2 separate regions of the Homo sapiens genome follow, and region 1 is linked to region 2. Evidence: read pairs that join two places in POLR2A ChIA-PET (ENCODE). Cell type or tissue: A673. All regions are shown on one strand. Each heading gives the region's core, and the rest is flanking DNA. Links, peaks and the distances in the headings are about the cores only.

Evidence for each region. Peaks named below come from ENCODE experiments on the same cell type or tissue, not always from the same donor. Only the 100,000 strongest peaks of a DNase experiment are listed, where the experiment ranks them.
Region 1: POLR2A ChIA-PET joins it to region 2 with 5 read pairs; 2 of 35 experiments call an interaction of 5 or more read pairs at or near these places.

What each region holds. Positions count from the first base shown.
Region 1 is chr1:115,196,031-115,201,410 of GRCh38, reverse strand. No RefSeq gene overlaps it. Among named protein-coding and RNA genes, the nearest start is that of NGF-AS1, 84 kb to the left of the region's middle. In A673, for the core only: no CTCF peak of the experiment used is centred there; a DNase peak (open chromatin) is centred at 2,270.
Region 2 is chr1:115,480,560-115,485,939 of GRCh38, reverse strand. No RefSeq gene overlaps it. Among named protein-coding and RNA genes, the nearest start is that of NGF, 150 kb to the right of the region's middle. In A673, for the core only: no CTCF peak of the experiment used is centred there; no DNase peak of the experiment used is centred there; H3K27me3 peaks cover 390 bases.

The DNA of each region.
Region 1 (5,380 bases), core at 256-5,255, 280 kb after region 2:
CTGTAAAAGAGATTGAGTTCTTGATTTGATTCTCAGCTTGGTCACTGTTGGTGTATAACAGTACTACCGATTTGTGTATATTGATTTTGTAAGCTGAGACTTTACTGAATTCATTTATCAAATCCAGGAGTCTTTTGGAGGAGTCTTTAGGGTTTTCTAGATACAAGGTCATATCATGGGCAAACAGAGATAGTTTGATTTCCTCTTTTCTCATATGGGTACTTTGCATTTCTTTCTCTTGCCCAATTGCTCTGGCTAGGACTTTCAGCACTATGTTGAATAGAAGTGGTGAAAGTGGGCATCTTTGTCTTGTTCCAGTTCTTAGGGGAATGCTTTCAACTTTTCCCCCATTCAGTATGATGTTGGTTGTGAGTTTGCCATATACGGTTTCATTATTCTGAGGCATGTTCCTTCTAGTCCTAGTTTGTTAAGGGTTTTTATCATAAAGTGATGCTGGATTTTATCAAGTGCTTTTTCTGCATCTCTTGAGATGATCATGCGGTTTTTGTTTTTAATCCTGTTTATATGTTGTATCAAATTTATGGACTTGTGTATGTTGAACCTTCTCTGATCCCTGGAATGAAACCTACTTCATTATAGTGAATTTTTTAAATATTCTCTTATATTTGGTTTGTTAGTATTTTGTTGAGAAGTTTTGCATCTATGTTCATCAGGGATATTGGTCTGTAGCTTTCTGTTTTGTTGTTGTTGTTGTTATGTCCTTTCCTGGCTTTGGTATCCAGGTCATACTGGCTTTGTAGAAAGAATTAGGGAGGATTCTCTCCTTCTCAATCTTTTGGAATAGTTTCGCTAAGATTGGTACCAATTCTTCTTTAAATATCTGGTGGAATTCAGCTGTAAATCTATCTGGTCCTAGGCTTTATGTTGTTCTTGGCAGACTTTTCATTACTGATTCAATCTCACTACTTCTTACTGATTTCTTCATGATTTCTATTTTTTCCTGATTCAAAGTAGGGGGATTGTGTTTACAAGAATTTATCAATTTCCTCTAGATTTTCTAGTTTGTCAGTCATCACACATATTGTTTGTGGTCATTTTTTCAGGTGTGTACTTTTAAAATATTGTTTCATTTGATTAATGTAGTTTAAAAGCAGTATGAAAGAGTGTGCTTCTAGTAATGGTAGAGTAGCTTGCATTGTATTAACCTTCCTGCAAATAACAATAATACACTCTAAATAAAATGTTAAAATTTTAAAAAGCATTTATTTCCCAGTGTTATCTGCCAGCATGTTTCTGGGTTTTTTTGAGTCAACCAGCCTTGAAAACAACTTAATCTTTGTTAATACTGAGAATTACAATGTTGATATTATGTAGATGATGGAAAATTTTGGCTCTTAGGACTTATTTTGTGAAAAAGAATTATTATCACAAGAACAGATGAGATAAGAATTATTTCACAAGTCTCTGGACGATTTCCTTTCGTTTCTGTAGAGCCATTGTCTTTTTACCTGGAAAAAATGGAAAACTGCTCCCACACTATTGGACTGTTTCCTTGTGGATAAACCCAATTATCCTAGTATGCCCCCCAGCAAATGACTGCACCAACTAGAATGAGTTGTTGCAAACTGCTGTGTCACTTGGACCTGAACTTTTAAAAAACATTCCACATCTCTCACTTTAATCACGCTAAAGTGCACTTATTTAGGTCCTGGCTGTGCATGGTGTTATACCCAGCAAGTTAAACATATGCAGCCTCTATTGTCAAGGCAGACGACATCATGTCAAAGCAGTACAAACAAGTCAGCATAAGCACTGATTCCTTTAAGTCTGTGGTCTACTGTGCCTACAGGATACCAAACATCTGGATGAAAGATGAGGCTTTCAGTCAGGAAGTTTGCTGCTCTTCCAGATAATTGAGTGGACTTTTATATGAATTGTATAAAACCAGCAATGATAATAGTTATAACAACTTATATTTATACTATGATTTACAACTGCGGAGAATGTATGTTTGTGTATGTGTATGTGTGTGTATATAAAGCCTCATTTAATTACCATATCTTTAAGGAATATGTGTAATTATCCCATTTTACAGATGAGGAATTTGAGAGACTTTATCAAGCATGTATTGATCTCATACTCTGTGCCAGAAACAGAGCCTACAAAGGAGAAACAAAATAATCCCTGCCTTAAAGGTGCTCACAGACCAAAGGAGGAGCTTGAAATTGAATGAACCTGACTTGCCCAAGGTCACACAACTAGTAACTGTCAGATCTGGGACTCAGTCCAACTTTTCTGGCAGCGAGTTCAGCACTCTCTTCACAGCTGCCTCCAATAAAAGCCAAATGCACTTACAGAGCAGTGACTGGAAAGGAGAAGGGACAGGGGAGCCACTGGAGTTGGGAGAGTCTTATTAACGTCAAGATCAGAAATGAAGAGCAAGTCGTTAAAATTACAATCACAAAGACTATGACCAGACATTGGAAAAAGCTTCTGATGTAACGTTTGGTTAAAAAAGAGAGAGAGAGAAAGATAGCAAAACACAAATGGCATGTCTACCAAATTCACTTGATATACATGTGGACACACACAGGATGAACACATGGCAAATTAAAACAGCTGGATTTTTTTCAGGTGGCAGGGTTATAACCAAACTTTCCCTTTTTTTCTTTCCTTTTTCTAAACTATAAACCTTTACTTTATAGTTTCATTTATGTTGCTAAAATATAAACTCTAGATAGGAAAAGGGATAACAGAAATATTAAGGCTTTCATAGACAGACAAGCCTGGATTCACATCCCACTTTTGCCAATGACTTGTTGTATGATCTTGGGAAAGTTATTTAACTTCCCTCTGTCTCAGTTTCTCTGGCAGAGAATAATGTTAACCTTGTAGGATTGTGTTTAGAATTAGAGATTATATGTTAAACACCTAGTACACACAGAGCAGCCACTCAGCCTGTAATTAATTTTGTCATGATTACATAGTGTGAACCAAGAAGTGTGCTTGAGAATATTGCTAGGCCTGCTGTGAGCCACAGGTTTGGCCAGGAGTCTGCAGCGACATCTTTAAAACAAGGAACAGTAACCTGGAATCATCCTTATCCATAGCAAAAACAGGTATTGAGCCAAGTCCTAGGGATATAAAAATGTATAAAACACTACCTTGTCTTAAAAGAATTTATTATCGATCTCTTTTTCTACTCAATAAACACCTAGCACCTCCTGTAAGTCAGAGACTAAAAGAAGAACTAGAGGTATGAAGATAAATAGGACACAGTCCTTACTATAGTTCAGTGAGGGAGAAGCAATAATGGAAACAGATTAATACAATATAGTGTGGCGATCGTAGCCTTGGGTGTATGGGAACACAGATCGATAAACACCTCATCCAATCTGGTGTGGGAAGAGGGGAAGTCTAGGAAGAATTTTTGAAGGGGGTTGGCTCCTGAGCTGAACCTTAGTGTATAAGTGGGAGTTAGTTAGGAAAAAGGGACTGGGCGGAATGTAGTCAAGATCCCAGGCAGAGAGGAAAACACATGCAATAGCATTTTAGAGAACCACAAGCAGTGCAGTCTTGCCAGAGCACAGAATTTGAAGCAGGGGATGAGGTTGGAGAGGTGGGTAGGAACCAACTCATATGCGGTTCTGTACACCGTATCCGGAGAGCAACAGAGGATTTGAAACTGAGGAGACAGGCATTAAGGTAGCCAGAGTGACATTTCAGATAAGGCCTCTGCAGCCCTGTGGGATTCCAGGTTCCCTGTGGAGGGAAAACTTGCACGGGACAAGCCTGGCTGCAGTTAGGGGTTACCTTGAAGGGTTCAGAAGTAAGACGCATTTGGATTGGGATGGTGATCATAGGGATGGAGATGAGAGGTATGGAAATCAACTGGCAGGACTGTCTTTAATGATCCCAAGAGCCCAGTGAGAAGTAGAAAGGAAATACTTAAACTTCGGGAAAGGCTTTGTCACAGACACAGTCTGGGAAAGCTTCATGGAGGAGGTGGGACATGAGCAGCCCTTTAAAGAAGAACGGGACCTAGGTGGAGAAGAGGGGCAGATCTCAGGCAGGGAAACAGAATTGACAAAGCCAAAGAAGCAGCATTATTTAGGTGGTGTTCACAGAAGAAGTAGGTCAGTTGGCGGTAAGAGGGTGTGATCATCAACATGCCTTCTACATTGTGAATTCTCATCCCCATCATAGGGAGAGCATTTGTGGCAGGATAGATTACATTTTCTCCCCTAAATCCCCTCGTTTCCTGAGGCTAGGCATAAAGAGAGACTAAAATAAGCTCAAGGTAGAGAAAGATTCAGAAATTCTTCTAGATTATAAATCCAGAAAAGATATGACAGAGTTGCCCCCAGTGGCATGGAAGGGCTAGTGGTTGTATGGTGACTTCAGGCTGCGACCAGACAAGGATAGAGCCCTTTTCCTCTGCTCCTTTCTCATCCTCGCCTCCAGCCCCACTCCCTGTCATCCACGGGCTGTCAGGGGTGACTGGCTGAGAAGTGTGCCAAGAAGAAGCAGCACAATCGGGAAGGGTGGGCCCCTGGGGAGGGAAAGACAGTGTCCAAAAGCGAGAGATTTCCTTACAACCTGGATATCATAGGGCTTCCCCAAGGGTTAAAGCAGGGGTCAGCATACTTCTTCTGTAAAGGGCTTTGTGTGAATTCACTCTGCCTCAACTACACAGCTCTACCATTGTGGAGAAAAGCAGTCACACATAATACATAAAGAAATGAGCATCCCTCTTTCAGTAAAACTTTATGGACAATGAGACTTTAATTTCATAAAATGTTCACACTGCAAAATACTATTCTTTTTACATTTTTAAAAACCATTTAAAAATGTAAAAATTATTCTCAGATCATATACAAAAATAGGCAGCAGGCTAGATTTAGTGTGCAGAGTGTGGTTTGCCATCCCTGGCCTAGAAAAAGGATCTCATGACAGATGGGGAGCCAGGATGGGTCAGCTGGCATAGAGGAGCTACTCACTACACTCCTGTGGAATCTATGTGGGATGGAATATTGGACCGAACTTGAAGAAAAGAACTGCCCTCTATGCTTTTATGAATTTCACAGGTACTTCTCTGACTGACAGTAAGTTGTGTAGTCATGGATTGTACCACCCTTTCCCCCACAATTAAGGATGTAGTGATGGAGTTTTACATGCTTTTATATTAATTACATTTTAAAATATTGCTTCCTATATTTCTATAAACTATATCAGGGTAATTAAAGTCCTCAAAAAAAAACTAAATAGTAAAACAAAAGCAGGCCAGGCACGGTGGCTCATGCTTGTAATCCCAACACTTTGGGAGGCCAAGGCAGGCAGATCACTTGAGGTCAAGAGTTGGAGACCAGCCTGGCCAACATGGTGAAGCCCCATCTCTACTAAAAATACAAAAAATTTA
Region 2 (5,380 bases), core at 282-5,281:
CTCTTGTTCTTCATTTCATTTTTTTCCTCACTCTTTTTCTGCCTTCTCTGTTTTTTAACTGAGGACCTTATATGATTCCATATTTTCTCCTATCTTAGTATATATCAAGTATATATATTTTTAAGCATTTTTCAGTGGTTGCCCCAGAGTTTACAGTATAATCCAAGTCCACGTCCAAATAACACTATAACACTTCATGGGTATAACACTTCATGGGTAGTGCAAGTATTAGGTTGGTTGCATTACTTTTAATGGCAAAAACCGCAATCACTTTTGCACCAACCTAACATCGTAGAGTATCTTTCCAGCCTCATATAACGTTACTGTCATTTATTTCACTTACATACAAGCTATAATCACTGAATTCATTGTTACTATAGTTCTGTTGAACAAAGGATTATCTGTTAAATCAATTAAGAATAAAAAATGAAAGCTTTTATTCTACTTTATTCCTTCTCTAATGCTTTTTCCTTTTTAAATACAGATTTGAGTTTATGACTTATCATTTTCCTTCTCTCTGAAGAACTTTGTTTAGCATTTTTTGCAAGGCAGGTCTATGGTGACAAATTTTCTCAATTTTTGTTTGTCTGAGAAAGTCTTTATTTCTCCCTGCCTCTTTTTTTCCTTTTTTCGAGACAGAGTGCAGTGGCAGGACCTCAGCTCACTGCAACGTCTGCCTCTTGGGTTCAAGCAATTCTCATGCCTCAGCCTCCCTAGTAGGTGGGATTACAGATGTGTCTCATGCCTCAGCCTCCCTAGTAGGTGGGATTACAGGTGTGTGTCACCACATTTGGCTAATTTTTTGTATTTTTAGTAGAGATGGGGTTTTGCCATGTTGGCCAGGCTGATCTTGAACTCCTGGTCTCAAATGATCTGCCCACCTTGGCCTCCCAAAGTGCTGGGATTACAAGTATAAGCCACTGTGCCTGGCCTCTCCCTGACTTTTGAGAGATAATTTATCTGGATACAGAATTCTTGTTTTGCAGGGGTTTTTTTCCAACACAAAGTTTTTCACTCCACTCTCTTCTTGTTGCATAGTTTCTGAGGAGAAGTCCAGTGTAATTCTCATCCATGCTCCTCTATAGGTAATGCATTTTTTTCTCCCTCTGTCTTCTTTAAAAACTTTTTCTTTGCCTTTGGTTTTTCTTCTGTTTAATATGACATCCCTAGGTGTAGATTTTTTGGGGCATTTATACTTTTAGGTGTTCTCTCAGCTTTCTGTGTCTGTGATTTGGTGTCTGACATTAACCTTGAGAAATTCTCAGTCATTATTGCTTTAAATATTTCCTCTGTTCTTTTCTCTCTTTTTTCTCTTTCTTGCATTCCCATTATGTGCACCTTTTGTAATTGCCCCATATTTCTTGAATATTATACTTTTTTATTAACTTTTCTTTTTGCATTTCCATGTTGGAAATTTCTATTGACTTTTCTTCAGGCTCATTGATTCTTTACTTGGCCATGTCTAGTCTATAATGAGCCCAACAAAAAAGTTCTTCATTTTTTTTTTTTTTTTGTGACAGAGTTTCACTCTTGTTGCCCAGGTTGGAGTACGATGGCATGATCTCAGTTCACCACAACCTCCACCTCCCAGGTTCAAGCGATTGTCCTGCCTCAGCCTCCCAAGTAGCTGGGATTACAGGCATGTGCCACCACTTCCAGCTAATTTTGTGTTTTTAGTAGAGACAGGGTTTCTCCATGTTGGTCAGGCTGGTCTCAAACTCCCAACCTCAGGTGATCCATCCACCTTGGCCTCCCAAAGTGCTGGGAGGCATTCTTAATTTCTGTTACAGTGTTTTTCAACTAGCATTTTTTAATTGTCTCTTAGAATTTCCATCCCTGCTTATATAACCCATCTGTTCTTGAATGCTGTCTACTTTTTTTCATTACAGCCCTTTGCATATTTACTCATCATTATTTAAAATTTGTAGTCTGATAATTCTAACATCCTTGTCATATCTGAGTCTAGGTATCTGATGCCCACTCTATCTCTCCAAACTATGTCTTTTAGTATGCCTTGTACTTTTCTGTTGAAAGCTGGACATGATGTACTGGGAAAAGGAACTGAGGTAAATAGGCCTTTAGGGAGATGGTGGTGGGGTATGAGTGGAAGGGAAGCATCTTATAGTCATATGATTAAGTCTCAGTCTCTAAATGAGCCCGTCCCCCTGGGCTATCAACTTTACAGTGTTTTTGAGTCCTACCTTCTACCCAGTCCCATTCTTTAGGTGAGACAGAAAGGCTAGATGGGGCTGGAATTGGAAAATTTCCTTCCCCAAGTCCATTAGGCTCTGGTAAAACATCAGTAAGTTAGGCTCTGGTGAAATAGTTTGTTTTTGTTTTTTGTTTTTGTTTTGAGGGCAGACCTTGCTAAGACAGAGTGCTCTGGGAGTGTTTCAAAATGGCTACTTCTTCTTATCTTCCTCCCCATCTCACAGAAGTACAAGGGGATTCTTCTTCTTTGATCTTCACTGTGAGAATATGGTAGAGCTCCTGGAGATAAAACTCACAAAAGTGTGCCCCATCCCTATCATGACTAGGTACCCCTGGAGTTTTGTTTTTGTTTTCGTTTTTTGAGACAGTCTCACCCTTACGCCCAGGCTAGAGTGCAGTGATGTAATATTGACTTACTGCAACCCCTGCCTCCCAGGTTTAAGTGATTCTCTTGCCTCAGCCTCCTGAGTAGCTGGGATTAGAGGCGTGCACCACCACACCTGTCTAATATTTTGTACTTTTAGTAGAGGTGGGGTTTCGTCATGTTGGCCGGGCTGGTCTTGAACTCCTGACCTCAAGTGATCCGCCCACCTCGGCCTCCCAAAGTGCTGGGATTACAGGCATGAGCCACTGCACCCAGCTCCCTGGAGTTTTTAACTGTAAATTTGTCCACACTGAAACTCCAGCAATTGGTTAATTACAGTGTTTACTCTGTGACCCCAGTTCTCTGGTGGATCTAAAAAAAGTTGTTGGTTTCTAGTTTGTTCAGCTTTTTTCTTGTGTAAACCGAAGTGACAACTTCCAAGCTCCTTAAATGCTGGACTAGAAACCAGAAGTCCCAGCATTCTATTTTCAGGTTTTCCTGTGGACTTTCTCCAAAGTCCTTTGCATTTAGGACAAAGTCAAAACCTGAGATAGGTGAAGGAATCAGGGGTTCCTTAATGATTTTATCAGGATAGACAATTATCTTTCTGGGGTGAAGGTGTATGTCTGAGATCAAGTCAGGGAGGAGAAGGCCTCTGAGAACCACCCTCCTCATATACCTCTTCACTCCACCCCCAACATCCACCTGCTGAGGCTTTACAGGATAAAAATGGTGAGTGCTGAGGTTACTTTCATTGCTATTCCAGATAACAAGCCATATTGATATTCAAGGAAATTCTCAGTTCATGCTCTGTTCAGAATCCTCAAAAGCAAAGAAGCTTCTTGGTCTATACCTAAGTATGCAGAGTGCTTCCCCTTGGGTCAGACAAGAGATCTGAATAATTTTAGGAAGAACCCTGTGCTGCTGTCCCTGCTGTAAGGAGCAAACCTCAACCTGCCTTGGGCCTCACTGTAGTCTGAGTCCCCTCTACATGAGGTGTGGCATTGAAGAGAAGAAGAATACAGCCTGATATCCCTGTCCTGGTACAGTCAGAGGAGGAAGATTGTATTACAGGCTCTTTCGTTCTCCCTTTCTGGACTCCATGGAGGCATCCATAGGACTCGAAGGCTAAGTCCAGTTCCTGGGACCTACACACCTAGGCACTTAGTAGAAAGATTTCCCTGGGCATTGTAAGTTCCTATGAGCCTTTGAAAGGAAGCCTCAGCAGCTTTCCAAAACTAGGCTCTCACCTTGTCATGGAGCTCAGAAGGAGCTCAGAATGGGAAGAGGAATGGCATCTCTCTGGTGGAAACATGTTCACCCTAGATGGAGCCTATTTTCCCTGAAAAGGTAAGTTTTTATCAAAAGGAGAAGAGGGGCAAGGGCCCTGAGTCTGCTAGGGATTTGGCTCAGATTTCACTTTCAGGGCTCCAGGATGTTTCCAGGTCACATGTGGGGTAGGCAGAGGGTTGAGACTTGGGGCCAGGAAGCAGATCCCTGCTGTGTATCCCTAGAGAGCAAGATCCTTTAGTTCCAGGCTCAGCAAAATTCTCACTTTCTTCCTCCAGACCTCATTTTTCCAGCAGACCCCACTGACAATTTATAGAAAGCTGTAGTCTCTCTCGGCAGAGCAAAGCACATAAACACATTTTTCATGCAATTTCAAGGAACTCACAGACTTCATGACTTTATCCATGGACCTTGCTCTATACCAAGGAAGCTGGCCCAGGATTTTGAAGCCCAAGGCCTGAGGCATAATGGAGATGAATTGTCCCCTGGGCACCTTGCTCACCTGAAGAGCCAGGGCCCATGGATGTGCTTCAAGCCCCATCGCCATGTCCTAGATGTACTCACAGCCCAGCCCATTCTAGAAAGTGCACTAGAGTTTGGAGGCACAGCCATGTGCTTGCAGCAGCTGGAAATTCCTGGCTTAATTCTCACAGTCCATCAGCAACTCAGTCCACTCCCCATGTGCCAGGACATAGTCACACACATAGCAAGCCACCGGCATGTTGGTGACAGCATCCATCAGTAAAGCACTAGCATGGAGAAGAACATGTGTGGGTGGCACAGGGTCTCCCTGATTTTCGCCTATGGCTCCCTGGCCCCAAAAGAGGGTGCTCATTTGAATGTTAAGCATGACCACACAGAATCCCACTTAATAAAGATCTCAGCACTGATCTTAATGCCCTACCCTGTCCCCAACACTTGGGGAAGACTAGAGAGTCCAAGAAAAACAAAATGGCACTTAGCCCAGGCACACTTACTTCTTCTAGGTCTGCCCATAGTGGGTAGGATTTGGCAGTAAAGGAATTTCTGTACCACTTGATGGAGTGAAGTCTCTATGTGCTCCTCACTTTCCCAACCCTGCCCTGAAAGAAAAAAATCCCATGAATTAAAAAGTGGCTAGAGAGGAACAGGAGTGGCCAAGGACAAGTGCATCCCAACCAGCATCCTCTCTGCTTGCCAGGCAGAGTGCTCTTTGCTCTACCTCTTGCCCTGCTTGTCCAGCATCAGCAGCACAAGCAGGGTACCAAGGCTGGCACCCACCCCAGAGCTTTAGTGGTTAGAGATATTTCAGGGCTCTGAGTTCCACTCCAGAAGAGACACGAGGTGCCGGAATGGGAGAGTGGTTCTCTCGGCAGGGTGACAAGGAAGAAGGAACCATGGAATTTATGGGGCACAGTGTGACAGAGCTGAAGGGGTCTTAGAGCATGTGAACCAATTCTAGGTGGGGAAACTGAGGCTCAGAGGGGCTGGACTGGCAGATGGCATGTTAGGTCAGTGCTGACCTAACCTTAGGTC